Regions from separate parts of the Homo sapiens genome. Here region 1 is linked to region 2. The links are chromatin contacts, found by Hi-C in ENCODE. All regions are on one chromosome and are shown on one strand. The core of a region is the stretch at or near the end of the contact, and the rest is flanking DNA. Distances in the headings are between cores, read along the strand shown. Region 1 overlaps FHOD3 (formin homology 2 domain containing 3). Region 2 holds the start of SLC39A6 (solute carrier family 39 member 6).

The links. A loop is a pair of places that touch in the nucleus more often than their neighbours do. Pooled maps may share reads with other maps.
Region 1: a map with no recorded cell type shows a loop between it and region 2 (2.7-fold over the local background). The contact joins the enhancer-like site here to the promoter of SLC39A6 in region 2. A Hi-C loop is called at or near these places in 3 of 37 single-sample maps with no recorded cell type and 4 of 50 pooled maps.

What each region holds. Positions count from the first base shown.
Region 1 is chr18:36,627,410-36,635,106 of GRCh38, forward strand. All of the region lies in intron 10 of FHOD3 (formin homology 2 domain containing 3), which reads left to right. Among named protein-coding and RNA genes, the nearest start is that of TPGS2, 200 kb to the right of the region's middle. Within about 2 kb of position 2,007, at least 3 of the 41 ENCODE cell types and tissues checked have a DNase peak (open chromatin) inside an H3K27ac peak, as active enhancers do.
Region 2 is chr18:36,123,044-36,130,589 of GRCh38, forward strand. It overlaps SLC39A6 (solute carrier family 39 member 6), which reads right to left and starts at 6,297. Exons shown (of 10, transcript NM_012319.4): 1 at 6,071-6,297; 2 at 3,176-3,973; 3 at 1,477-1,657; 4 at 452-621. The coding sequence starts at 3,964. ELP2 (elongator acetyltransferase complex subunit 2) reads left to right here and starts at 6,856. Exons shown (of 22, transcript NM_018255.4): 1 at 6,856-7,028. The coding sequence starts at 6,891. RefSeq lists enhancers at 6,095-6,600, 6,223-6,517, 6,548-6,737, 6,601-7,106, 6,898-7,107.

The DNA of each region.
Region 1 (7,697 bases), core at 757-3,256, 500 kb after region 2:
ATGCTTTGCAATAGGCTGGTAAGGATGATGATACGGAAGTGGACCATCCTGGGCACGGTTCACAGTCTTGAAGTGCTGGGCTCGGTAGGATCTGAAACAGGAGGCCAGAGATGCCACTCTGAATGCTGTTTGCTTCATTCTTTTTGGAATTTCACTTTACTGGAATTATTACTTCAACATTAATTTAGTAGCATTTGAGCAAAATATACTTTGCAGCTTGTAAAGATAGGTGATGTTTTATCTATCTAGATTGATGATTATGAAGTGACTTCATTTACGAAGCCTGTTGGAGGGATTTTGCCTGTGGCCCCAAAGTGACGGCATGATTTTGATGAGGTGGGAGTGCGATAGTGGGAATGCAGTGGTGAAATGCTGATTGGGAAATGATTTCTTCCTGCATAGCTTAGTCACCTGCTCAACATCTGTGCCTCAAACAGTACCTCAGAGTCAAGTGGCTCATTGTGTTCTGTCCCCTGCAGACCTTGAAAGACACAGAAGCTGCCTCATGTACATATATGCACATTGCTCTTCATCCCTGCAAACGCCCTGGCCGCACCTAACGCTAGCTTATAGCAACATGCCTTCAGATGCCACATATGAAGGATTTGGGGCTAGATTTTATAACTCAGTCACCCAAGTGATGCCAACTTTTGTAAAGAAGGGAGAAATATGTTTTAGAAAGGGGTTCATATTGTTCTAAAAAAATATAGGGCAGTCTCCACTCAGATGGTCCTTTTGCATCATTTGAATTTAACTCTCACGATCATCCTCTGTAAGATTCAGACAGGACAGGTTTTATTAACCTCATTGTACAAGTGAGAAAACAGATGGGGCTAAGTGCCTATTCCAAATCACAGGACTAAGGGCTATGACCAAGGGCTGGGCCCTTGGCTCTTAATATCCAAAGTATACAGACTCCTTCCCAGTCAACCACATCCCAGCCAACCACTCCTAAACATATTCTTCAAGCGAGATGATTAGAGAGACAATTTGATTTACATTCCTTGTAGGTATTTTTTTGTTTGAGGTAAATACAAAAATTCAAAGACTTGGAGAGAAATGCTTAGTCTCCCTGTAGACTTAAGCCAGCTATGTGCTTTAATTCTAATAAAGACTAATAAGAGCTTGAACTCAGATTTGTTTGCTTTGGTTTCTTAGGAAATACAACTCTACACTGAGCATTTGCCCAGTAAGGTACAAGTTTATTGGTCATTGGTCAACTAAAAGCATCTTTATGGGACCATGTGTGTCATAATGAGTTTCATCTTTGCACTTAAAGTTTACAAATTTCATTGGAAGGGGAAAAAATCTTAGTGCTAGAAAGTTCTTAAAATTTAGCCCAAAGCAGGAGCCCTTTCTGTCAAGTTCCCAAGAGATGGGGTACACTTCCAGGCATGGGTGCTCTTTCTCCTGAGGTACCCCATCTGCCCTTGAACTATTCTGTTTATCCTGGTTCTTCCTCTGTTGACAAAAACAGGGCTGCTTCCTGCTCTGTGTGTCAGTCCTTCTGATACCAAACACTGCATGGGACTTAACACGTGAACTTTCAGTTTCATCCTGCTGATTTCCACACAACATTCCAAACTATAGAAGTAATTTTGAACTTCATTTAGTCACTAATGTTAACAGTTGTGCCATGCAGCTTTCAGTCATGTGTATATTTTAATATACGTGGAAGAGTGACCTGGCAGATAGTGGATGTTGACAACTGGTTAGGGAGTGGAGGGTCCAGACTAGTGCCACGTGCCTCAGCAGCAGGGTCTGCAAACTTTCTCTGTCAAGGGCCAAGTAACATGTTAAACTTGGAGTACCAGACGGTCTCTATTGCAACTACTCAACTGAATTCTGCCTTTGTAGCACGTCAACAGCCATCAGCCACTGGTACTGGCATGAGCATGGCTGCATTCCAGTGACATTTTATTTATAGACACTGAGATTTGAATTTTACATGTCATGAAATATTATTCTTTTGATTTTTTTTCAACCATTAAAAATGTGAAAACCACTCTTAGCTCACAGGCCGTATAAAAACAGGTGGTAGGCCAGATGTAGCCCACAGGCTGTAGTTTGCCAACCCCTGTCCCAAGGGTCTGGGTTTCTTGAGGGAGGTTGGGGGAAATTGGCAAAGGAGAGTATGTGGCATATGAGAGAAGAATCCACTGTGTTATGTGTGAGGGCTATGGGGAACAGTATTCTTAGATTTGGTGTTAGAGCAAGGAAGTCAAAGGAATATTCCATGAAGAGATAGAGACTATAGGGGACTTTGCTGATGGCTGATCATGAGTTCCCAGGGCACAGAGGAAGATTGAGGGGTCGGAGAAGGGCAAGAGATAAGCCAGATTGAGGGACACATGGAGAGGGAGGGGACTATGTGATGAGTCCAGGGAAGATTGGACTGTGCAGGCCGGGATTGGTCCCAGTGGTCCCTTCGGGCAGTGGTTCTTGACCGGGGTGATTTTGCCACCTAGGAGACATCTGGACACATTTTTGGTTGTTATAACTGGGACGGGGTGGTGCTGCTGGCATCTAGTGGGTGGAGTCCAGGAATGCTGTTCTACTTAGTGCAGGATAGCCCCCTGCCAAACAAATAATTATCTGTTTTAAAATGTCAGTAGTGTTGAATCTGAGAAATTCTGCCTTAGGGGAAGGCAGATCGTTGGTTATGTAATCCACATGATGCTGAGATAGAGAGTGTTTTGGCTATTGGAAAGGGTAGTTTTCTTAGAAGCATTTGGAACTCTGTGCACCTACCTTAAATATTCATGTGCATGGGTCAAAATTGACTCTTTTTCAGAGAATATAATCAGCTAAAACACAGATCTATAGAATATATTTCTAGTTTAAAAAAATCCATTGGCATTTTACAAACAAATGTCATGGAAACAGATTCCTTAAATGAGATATGAATTGTCTTTCACAGCTGACTGGTTACTCTGGGCTACTACATGGTTTACAGTAGAGTCTTTTTTTTGATTTTAAGTCCGTTTAGCAAAGTTTCACGCTTCAAATTCTCAGGAAATATGCTTGAACACTTTTAGGGGACCAAGCCTTGACTTAATCTCATGCTACTCTCAGTAACTGAAATGCCAACAAATCCAATTCTAATCGGCTTCATACACATCCATCACTCCAAAAAATTGACATAATGGAATGTGACACCAGCATAAAACAAGTTGGCAAGAGAGAACAATGATTATATAAGAGAGGTGTGACAGTCTACATCCAGGCTTCACGAACCTGTTCAGAGGAAGAGGAACCTGGCACAGTCTCACCAGAAATGTTCAAGTGGAGCTGAGGAATCTGCATTGAGAAGCAGCAGTGGGCAACTCTCCTCTTGGCTGCCGATACTTTCAACTGATGGTCAAGAAGGAAAAAAGTTACATATAAGAATTGCTAATTTTTTTCCATGTAAGTTACACTAGGGTTACAGAAAAATTGACTAATGTATGTTTCACAGAAGTCCTCATTCTAATAAATGCAAAGTGATAAGGATATATAAATGGGTCTTGTGGGAGTCAGGAGTTGTAGCCAAGCCTTGAGCTTGTAGTCAGGAGAACAGTAGTCTGACCTACAGACATACTTGACCCTTGAGCAGCAGAGAGAAGATGTGGCCTAGCCTCAGCTGGTTCCAGGAGCAAAAGAGACCATGCTTAGGTGGGCTCCAGGCCAGGAGTACTGATGCGGCAGTGGAGAGCCCACTTGAGCTGCAGGGAGAAGTCTGGCAGGGGTTTGTTGTGGGGCAGGGTGCAGAGACCAGCACTGGAAGCTCAGCCTGCACCTGGCAGAGAACAGACTACCGCTCCTAAGGAGTGGGAAGCACTCAGTCTCCACAAATCCTCACCAGAGGGGTGTTTAGAATCACTGTGGTCTTGGGCATAGGATGTGGAGGTATTGAAGCATGGGAGGGCAAGTTCAGAACCCAGCTCTCCCAAAATAGCTATGTGCCAATTTATATATGGCCATTGGCTCATAGTAGGCACTGAATAAATAGCAACTCTTTATGTTTTTAAATAAAAATGATAGGATTTAAAGATGTGGTGCCAACTGTGTGATGTAAAATGAAGAGAGTTGTACCATATAGTGCAAAGATGAATATAACAGTAACAGCCACAACAACAGCTAGCCTTTACGGAACACTTAATCATCTGCCAGGCAGTATGCTAAGCACTGCAAGTGTACAAACTCCATTTTTGCTATTATGTCACGATATAGGTACTGTAATTAATGCTGTGTGACAGGAGGGGAAGCTGAGGCACAGGGAGTTGAAGCACCTTGCCCAAGGTCCCACAGCTAATATATGGTGGAGCTGGTTCTACAGTTTAGGTGGTCTAGCTCCAGAGTCCATGTCCTCACCATTCTCCTAAATAACCCTTATTTCTGTTATTCTGTGGAAATAAATACATGCTGAGTACTTGGCAATTAGTAAGCCATTAGTAAATGGACACTGCTGTATTTATTATTGGATCTATATTTTTCATATCAATACATTAAAAATTATTGCTTAATGGTACATTAAAAAATTATTGCTAATGTTCCAATATATAGATATACCATAATACCATGATGCTGTCATACATTTTGCTATGGCTTGGTTCCAGTTTTTTTCTCATACCAAACTTGCTGTAATGAACATACACACTGGTGCACATACACGTTTGTGAGCATTAGCACTCTTAGATTCTTAGAAGTAGAATTTGAGACAATGGACATTTACATTTTAAATATTGATATTGCCATATTGCTCTCCACAAAGGCTGTATGGTTTTACTCTCCGTCAGCATATGACTCACCATTTTCCCACATCATCACTGAATGTTAGGAGATTTTCATAATTTTTGTAGTATTGAAAAGTGAAAAATGCCTCAGCATTGTAATTTGCATTTTTTTATTACTACTGAGGCTGTACAACTTTAATTGCTTCATTAGCTATTAACATTTCCTTTTCTTAGTGTTGCCTGTAAATATTCTTTGCTCATTTGTCTCCTGAATGGTTTGCCTATTTTAATTGACCTACAACTAGTCTTTATTTTTAATATGAAAACCTTCAGATTCAAAGTAGAATATAAGTATTCTTTACACATTTTAGATATTAATATTTTGACCATTTTTTCTGTCTTTCAAATGTCTTTTAACTGAATTTCTGACACCTCTCATCACATGCACTAAATATATTTGTTATGGTGTCCAATTCGTGAGTCCCGTCCCGTGTGGCTTTTAGGCATCATGCTTGCTCAGCAATGTGTGTCCTCTTTTTAACTGCAGCCTCTGCGTTGTCCTGGGAAAATGCTATGCTCTTCTTCCTTCCATGTCTAGGAGGTAAGCAATGGAAGAGGTAGGGATGGAGCCAGTGTTAGCAGTGGCGAATCTATACGGGTCTGCATCAACTCAATTCTTGCCTCCTTGAAGGAAAGAATTTGTCTGAGGGGCAAAAGACAGACCAAGACAAGTTTTTGAGCAGGAGTGAGAGTTTATTAAAAAATTTTAGAGCAGGAAAGAAGGAAAGTAAAATACACTTGGAAGAGGGCCAAGCAGATGCCTTAAGAGATCCAGATGCACTCTTTGGCCTTTGACTTGGGGTTTTATACATTGATGTGGTTCCAGGGTTTGTGTCTTTTCTACCCTGATTCTTCCCTTAGGTGGGCTGTCCGCATGCGCAGTGCCCTGCTGGCACTTGGGAGGGGCTGCGTGTGCACTGTGTTTACTGAAGTTGTGTGCATGCTCACTTGAGGCAGTTTCCCCTTATCTTCCAGTGTTCCTAGAGGAAGGTCATATACCAGTTAAACTCTGCCATTTTGCCTCTTAGTGCGTGTGCTTGAGCCCAATCACCCAACTTCTCAGATCTTATTGGGAAGCTGCTGATCACTAGCTTTATGTGTTTTTTCTCTCTTAGGAGACCGCCTTTCACTGGCACCAGCTATGACCAATTATTATTTTAAAAAGACAGTTTAACAACTGCCAGGCCATCACTTGATGGTCACCTGACATTCCTGGAGTTGGGGGATACTCTCCTTCCCTAGTCATATCTGCCTAACTACCTATTCTAACACCAGCATTTATGGAGGATTAACTTTGTACTGGCTATTGGACTAAACAATTTTACATGTATTGTAAATTCCATGAAGAAGGTAGGAGTATCGTCCCCATTTTACAGGTGAGGAAACCGAAACACAGAGAGGTTAAGGAGCTTGTCCCCAGATTACAGAGGCTCTGCTGGGTTGGGACCCAGGCAGTCAGAGTCCATAGCCTGCACTCAGAACCTAACATACCTGAAAGTACTCTCTGAATCTATAGAATGTGTTCAGTAATGAGAATGTTATATCTTTTGAGGATGAATTAGATTTGTTGAGAAAGCAAAAAATCACTCAGAGCAAATGTTTTACTGGAACTTGGTAATCTTAGTGAGCTGTATTGTTTTTTAGTCACTGTTTGATTTTGATCCTGAAATCATACTTACTGATTTGCTTGTTTTTCTCATAAATGGGCACTGAAGACATTTTATAGAGGGGACTTCTGAAAATGTTCAGAGCAATAGCTGCAACACTGGAACAAGGCTTTCCAGTTAGTCATAAGTAACCACTACCTTGGCGATGGAGTAAGGGAAGGTATAGAGAACAGAAACTCATAGTTAAAAGGAAGCCACAGTTAACTATCAATTATCGTGAGGCTGTGGAGGAGCAGAGACCTAAGCCATCCTCAGTTTTTGATGGCTCATAACTGATGCATACCAATTAGTGGCCCAGCAGGTGGTAGGATGCGGGTAGCCAAGCCTTGGGGCTGTGCCTTTGGAGTGGGAGCTGGAGGGAGGCAATTGGAGGGGTGTTGTTTTCTATTTTCCTGCAGGAGTGAAGAAGAGTTTTGGCATCTTTCCACCAGCCACAGGAAGCAGTGGGCAAATCGGGGAGCCTACTTATGGAACTGTGCTGGGGGGTGAGCTCATCTTCCCATGTTTTGACAGGAAGGAGGTGTGTTTACATGCCTAAGTTTTAGGACAGCACAGCTTCCCATGCCTTGTCCACAAAACTTCATTGCCAGGATTAGAGAATTCATCCTGAGTCTGCAGTAGAATAGCAGAATAGTAGAGCAGCCCTATCTCTTTCTTGGAAGCAGTTGGCAATGAGCAATCTATTTGCAAGCAAAAGACATACTGTGAGATGGGGTGTTATATGACGTTAATCTACAAAATCTGCAACTCAGGTGACCTGCTCAGCCCTGGCTCCTGGAGGAAGGCTGGCCGTGTGCAGTGAAGGAGCAGCAGGTGAGGTGGGGGAGGGCATAGGCGTGGTTGTGTGTAAACTCAGGATGATGGTACCTGTACTCCTTAATACGGTGGTGGGAGAGTTAACACAAATATGTGCTTTGCCCAGTGCTGTTATTATCATCAATCCATGCCCTGAAGCATTCACGGATATTACTCTGTTAAGGTAATTGTTAAATGAATATGGACGTGAATTGGAGAAAATATTTTGTGCACCCGCATAAACATGCTAGAGGATTTCACAACAACCAGATTAACAACCATTGGTACTATGAGTGGCAAGTAGCTACTTGGGAAGATTTATCTGATGGTAAGTGACTTGTTATAAATGGGATTCACTGACAAGTGTGGTGACCTCCTGACAAAAGTATGATTGGAATACAGCCAGTGATTCAGCAGTGTCCAAGAGATTCATGCTGAGTGTTGAATAGCAAAGGGTGGC
Region 2 (7,546 bases), core at 5,047-7,546:
AATTCACTTTACCAAACTTGTTTTATGTGTCATGAAGTGTAAATCTTTAAATACATACATAAACATTCAACTCTGAAGAAAACCTCCAAGTTTCTTGGGTACATAAAGGGTCACATATTTTATTTCTTGGCAATTACACTAACAGATAAAGCAGATAACTCACATTGCTGCAGTCTATCACAGTACTAATAGCCAGGCAGAATTTGTCTCTTTTTATTAAGTGGGTTTCAAAAAGTTAAATTAGTCTGTGTTTTGTAAAAGGAAAGCAAAATTCACAAATGTATTAAGATCGAGCAGAAAAATACAGCTTTCACTTACCAAATATATTTTAAAATAAGCTTTTCTAAACCAAATTTCTAACATTTTATACAAAAAATTCTAGCATAAACCAAAACATTTTTTTTTCAATGTTGAATAATCAAACACTAACAGGACAAATTACTATACTTACATGTGGAAGAAGGTGTAAAAAAGCATCACCACTCAAAGTCCCAACGGCCAGTGCCACAAGGAAACTCAGGAGAAATTTGAAAAACACCCGATTCATGAGAGGCACTAAGATAACCCCCAGCAGAGACAGGAAACTGATGATGGAAATGGCTATAAAACCACCAACCCAGGCTGTCAAACAAAACAAAACAGAGCAAAGAAAAATTATACAACTAATAAACTCTACAAGAAAGACTTTTGGAGAGTAGCATAAAGCAACACGTAAAAGGAGAGAAGCTAAAAACACACAAATTCAATGCAAATAGGACCTACTGTGGCAATAGCACAATAACCAAGAAATCTGTTGTTGGCTCAAATGAACAACCTGACTGGTACTTAAGAACTCTCCAGGTAAGGAGCATAGCTCTAATGGGAAATTCTTCAGGTCGGGGTGAAAGAGGAAAAAAAAATGGTTACCAAGGATGAACTGTAGCTCACTTAGGAACTGAGCTTTCAGACTCCCATAAGAGCTAAATGATAAAAGAATTTTTTTTTTTTAAGAAAAAAGGAAAAGAAAGAAAAGAAGAGGAAGAAACCAGGAATTCAATAATGTCCTCAGAAAACAAAGCAGTGATTCCTTCCTCATTACTTTTGAGCAATGAGACCCTACGCTATAGCAGAGCCTATCCTAGCTTCACTTATCAATAAGAATGCATCAGTATTAGGTTTCTAAGCAGCATAAATGAACCCAAGACCTCTTCCCAAGCAGTGTGACATGATATAAAAATCCCAAATTTCAGGTGATCCTGACACCTTCTTGTAGGATGAACCCAGAGAAGTCATAATTGAAATTTTATTTTCTGGGATTTTTTTTTAAAGGGCAGGGCTAACACCCTTCCTTGCTTTCTTCACATTCAAGGCAAAGAACAACTAAGATGACATATTCAGAATTGTACTGGAAAACAAATAGGCTGATGCAAATCTAAGGAAAAGCACAATATAAATGAATCTACTGAAATTGTTTTTACATAAAAAAGGCAATTTTACCTATTTGTAATGAATAGGTCTTTGGAGGGATTTCAGCCTTCTTTTCACTTGTATGAATCAGACAAGATCTAGCATCAATTTGGTTGATGATGGCTGGACAGAGATAGTTGAACTCTGTTGCATTCAGCGGAACCTGGATGCCCATGCCATGAGATGTCAGTAGCTTTGATGCATTGAAACACTGAAAGAAACAAAGCAGTGAAAATCACCAAAAGCCATCCCCATTAGAGTAGTCTGATGACACAATACCCTTTTTTACTAATGCTACTTCGTTTTCTCGAGTTAATGAAAATTAAAATCAACTTCTGTTTTGAGCACTTTGGAACTTGCCTCCAGCTACCTGGCGATACTATGTCACCACAGTGGTATCCCACCTCTTCTACCTCATCAGAGAAGCAGTACATCACGAGTCACCTAGGGAGAAAGCCTCAGGTGGAACAAGCATGAGGATAAATGGAGATTCACAAGCCTGTTAACTCACTGTATAAACGTATTAAGGAAATGAGCTTTAATTTCAAAATGGGGCTCATCAGAGATTGAGAAATATGTTGCTTCAGTACTAACGCTATCCTACTTGGCCTAAACAAGTCCAAGACATGCCTCTCTTCTAGTAATGACTCTACTTGCAAAAACTCAGTTCTGTCTACATACCTGGCAAAGTAATGCTCTGCAATGAGAGGATATTAAATTATGCAGATTATTCTTGTGGAGGGCAAGGCTGGTTAATAAAACAAACCTGTACCGGCAGGCAGATGTTTTCAACTATTTAATTAGATGACAAACTTAGTTTGAAGATACTCCTCTGTGCAATCTCTCCCCCAGCCAAAAAAGAAAAAAAAAAAAAAACAACAAAAAAACCCCAAACTGGCTTTAGTACCAGTTTCTCATCTTCTGTAAAGACATTTTCAACTCCCACCACAATTCTCAGTTGGTACAACTCAGAGCAAACTTTATCACCAGGGCTGCTATGGCTATGGCCACTACTAGGATTAGTCCAGAATTAGTACAGTCACATGCTGGTTTGAATGAAGTACTAAAGTTTTGCTTATTAAACTGTATCAACTAATTCCTTGTTCCTTTTTTTTTTGACATAATTCCCTGTTCTTGACATCTCTCAGCCAAGGTGAATTACGTACAGTCTGGAAGTCTACTCTAGAAAAACCACATGAACTCAGAACCTCACTGTCCCAACTTTTCCCTTGTCCAGCATGACATTCATGGAAACTGCTCCAATTTCAATCATTCCTCAAGTCATGGTGGACCTTCTGTCAAGGAGGCAGCAGTGGTATTCTCAGTAGTCTTCAGCCCCTTCAGTCACACCTTTCCCTACAATATGGATTCTAACTCCTGCTTTCAACCCCTCATTTTCTATTTTTTATTAATAATGTTCACCTTTATAGACTTTCTCTAAAGATAGCCTTGATATCTTTCTCTACATATTTTATATTCTGTATTAGAAAAAATTGTAGGAGGCAGCACTACGCTCACCAAAAGAACTGTTCCCTAAGTTCTGAATTGGGAATGTTTACAACATAGCAGGCATGCTTTGTGGCAAGTGCCTTGCTGAGAAGGTGGAAATTCCCTTTTCAATAACTTCAACATTTTACTTTTACTTTAAACTCCTCATAACTAGAGATAGAGTAGCAGAGACAGGACAGACACACAGGTATATTAAAATAATGAACAGCACTCATCTTACCTCCTGAGGATTTTCATTTGTGTTTCTGGAATACATAAAGCCTTTTCGGGGCTCACTCACAGATTCATTTGTTTTCCTACCAGCCAGCCGGCTCACCCGGCTCTTTGATGTGACACTGGGTGGAGTGGAGCTGCTTACATCTTTGGGGAAGAGTTTTCCAGGTCTTGGAGTCTCTATTGTCTCTAGAAAGTGAGTTCCTTCAGAGACAGTGTTGTACACAGTTGAGGTCACTTCACTAGCACTAACACTGTCCTTGACATTCCTTCTACCACTGGCATGTTCTGGTCGGTGAGCTCCTTTCCCCTGGCTGTTTCTAGGATCTTTACCTGAACTATCTGAGTCATGGTCTGGGCAAAGAGCTTTTCGCTTATTTTTACCAGAAGCAGCATGATTATGGTGAGAGTGATGATCATGGTCAGAGTGATGCTCGTGCTCTGAGTGATGCTCATGGTCTGAGTGACGCTCATGGTCTGAGTGATGCTCGTGGTCTGAGTGATGGTCGTGGTCATGGTGTATATGGATTCTTTTAATCTTATCTATGCCTATATTTTGAAGTAATTTTCTGAACCCTTCAACTGACAAAGAATTATTTTCTCCATAGCGGTAGAAAAGCTGTTGTAGATGATATTGCCGTGTGGAAATTGCCAAGTCAACATTAATGCCAGATTCCCAATTCGGACTAATTTTCTCAGTGGTCTGGGGGAAAGCAGCTGCTTTTAGTTCATGAAGGGGATTTGTGACAGAGAGGGCAAAGGTCAGGATCAAGATTACAGATAACTTCCTCGCCATTGCGCCTTCCTAGAAAAGACAGGAAAAAAAAATTCTTGACTCACTTCTAAAACAAATTGAATTAAGAAACCTCATACTGAAAATTAATGTGTAATCAAATAATCAAAGTTGCCAGAGCATCATGTGGTGTGACCAGTGTGACGCTAGGTACTGTGAAGATGGAAAGAACTAGAGTCCTAGGCTCTACCCTTGCATTCCTAAAACACATGAAACAACTGGAGAAGAGCTGAGTGCTAAGAGACTGCCATTAGCACTGTAAAAGCAATAGTAATTCAGAGACAAGGGAGATCCATGTGGCCACAGCCATCAACTGCTTACTGAAGTTGAGAATTTATTTGAACGATTATTTGAATCATTGAGGCCAATGATTCATAATTAAATCTAGGCTGGGTGTGGTGGCTCATGCCTATAATCCCAGCACTTTGGGAGGCTGAGGCAGGCAGATCACCTGAGGCCAGGAGTTTGTGACCAGCCTGGGCAACATTGTGAAACCCTGTCTCAAAAAAAAAAAAGAACGAAATGAAATCTAGCTACCTTGATCATCACCATCATTTCATAAAATAACCTTCAAACACCAAAAAATAGAAATAATAATCTCAGAATTCACATATTTAAAAAATTTTAAACTAATACACTCTCCTTACATACAAGCCCATTTAAGACCCCTTTCCCCAATCACAATCCTCAAAGGTGCTCAATTTTGCCAGTGTATCCCTCAGGATATTTTCTATGCATACTCAAATACATGTATACTTAATTTTTTTTTTAAAGTTTTTTTTTTTTTTTTCTAGAGACGAGGTCTCACTATGTTGTCCGGGTTGGTCTTGAACTCCTGGCCTCAAGAGATCCTCCACCTCCAATTCCCAAAGTGCTGGGATTACAGGCGTGACCACTACGCCCAGCCTCAAATAAGTGTATACTTTAAATACACATTGAATCTTTTTTCCGACTTGACAATGAATCAGACACATTATGTCCATACATAGAATTCTTAAAGTAAACTGAACTTCATGAAAAACTCACTGTAGCATCCTTGTGTTACTACAAACCAGTCAACATTTAATCACAGGCTGTTAATCATCCACAGTAGTGTTTGGAACCAAAGGCCTGTGCCCCAAAGAGGAGGAAGCAATTGAGTTGGAGCTTGAAAAGCAGAATTCAGTTAAGCAGAGCCAGAATTCAGTTAATTCAGATCCAGCAGGATGTCCAGCACCAACGGTGGAGGTGATGGTGGTCAAACTCACATCTCCAGCAAAAGACGCAGACGTCAAGTTTACAACTAAGCAAGAGCATGGGGCTATCCAGCTCTACCACGGTCAGCTGTTCTTTGGACAGGGCTCTCGCATTCATTACCTTATCTAAAATACCGGTAAAACCTATTTTGCAAGGCGAAGGAGGAAAACACATGAAGGAATGTATATTACAAGTACTCGTTAAACTCATGTGTTGCACAAGTGCGAGGTATCATACAGGGAACAGTGGGAAATGGAGGTACGGCGTAGAACGAGGCTCCTGAAAGAGGAATCTTTGGGGCTTGAAGTTTCGGGAATTCTTTTACTAGGTAAAAGATAAACATTTAGAAATCATTCCCAGGAGAGAGGCGAGGAGCGGGGTGGGAGGGGACTAGCACAGGGGACAGCTCCGAGCCTTTCTCCAGGGAGGATGCTGAGCGCGGTCGTGGACCCGTTGAAGGATCTCCTTTCCTGCAAGTTGGTGTGTGCTGGAGGAAAAAGGAAAGCAGAAGGGAAGGGCCTTAGAGAAAAAGGCGAGTACAGAAAACGGAAAAGAGGGCACAAAGCTCTCTTCTAAAAGCTTTTTATTTCTAAACACGTCAGTCCCTTCTTCGAATATGGGATGAAAAGTACGGATCTTTTCCTCAAAAAATCCTCCGTTGCACCCCGAAGCCCATCTGAGCACCTTAAGAAGTCCGGCTCTCTAGGGTGAGTGGGCGCCTGCGGCGGGCTCCCCCCAGCATCCTCTTTCTGTAGCCCCCCTGCCCGGTCCGCAGGATCCGGTTCTCCGCAGAACCACCCCTACCCCGCCACGCCTGTCTGGCCTGAGGAGCTCCCCTCCCAGCCGCCCTGCTCCCGGACCTGAAAGACTCACGTCTCCGCGGCCTCGTTGTCCCACGGCCCGGCCACGCGCGCAGGTTTGGTTCCACACGGGCGGTCCAGAGGGCTCGGAACGGGCCCACTGGTGTCTTCGAGAAATCTCTACCAGGCGCGAACACGCGGTGGTTTCATTGGGTTGGCTGCCCCTCGGTCCGGGGGCAGCGCCGCGCAGCCACCCGGCAGCCGCGCCCCTAGCCTTCGCGAAGCTGGAAGACAATCACTAATTACCGCCGCGCGCAGCGCCGCGGGGAACCACCGCCCCCTTCGCCCAGGACTGCAGGGCATGCGCAGTGCGACCCCGGAACCCGGCTCCGCAGACGGATCCGCTTTTCCGTGTGTTCGCCGACGCCGCGGGGGCGTGGCGCGGCCCTAGCGCATTGTAAGCAGTTGGGGGTCATTTCCTCGAGGCCCTACTCGCTAGCCAGCGCCCCCGGGGCCAGCCCTGGCTGCTGCTGGGAGCCGGGTCGTAAGGGGCAGCGAGATGTTTCTGACGCTGCCCCAGGCACATGAGCCCCGGGTCCTTCGGGAGGGTCCCGAGCCACTCGGGTCGGATTTCGCTCTTGAGACAAAGGCCTGGCTCGTTCGCGGAGCGGGGCCACGGTCCAAGAGCAGAGCTAGCAAAGCGGCGGCCTTGCACAGGGGTTCCAGCCTGCGGTGGGAACGGAGAGTCTCAGGGGGGCGGGGCTGCCTCCGTCTGGCCCTCGGCTGGCTGCGAAACGTGGACTGGGTGATGCCTCAGGAGAAACCACCCTAGTAGTTCCGCTCCGAGGGCGGAAGTGCGCGTCTCTTGTTTGTGCGGCTGACCAGTTGGCGACATGGTGGCACCCGTGCTGGAGACTTCTCACGTGTTTTGCTGCCCAAACCGGGTGCGGGGAGTCCTGAACTGGAGCTCTGGGCCCAGAGGACTTCTGGCCTTTGGCACGTCCTGCTCCGTGGTGCTCTATGACCCCCTGGTAAGAGAGGTCGCTGGACGGCCGACCCTTGTGCTTTTCGGGTTGAACCTGTGGACGTGCTCCGGGCGCGCTGTTAGTTGCCGCCCCAGACCTAGGAGGCGAGTCGGGTCGGCTCAGGGGAGCGGGGTTTGGGCTCGGAGTCTCCAGTGGACCTGCCGGACTCGCTCCTCACCCCTCACCCTTTGCCGTCTCACGCGTGGCGTCATCCTAGGGTCATTGCTGCCCATGAGCTGCTAGTAACCTGTTAGTCCCACGCAGAAACCCGAATGATAAGCATCTTACCTGAAGCCTTCCTTGGGAACTGTAGTACCGTTAATCAATTTGGGTTTTAAAACAATTGAAATTTATATGTAGATTAAAACCATCATCCCACAGGTGCAATCTCATTTCAGTATTTCCTTCAGTTTTGGTTAATGAACTTTTGTTGTATTGAATTTCAAGGAAATGTTACCTGTGTTTTAGCTACGGGAATGGACATTTTAGAGAAAGTGTCAGTTTGGGGGAAAGGTCATAGGGGA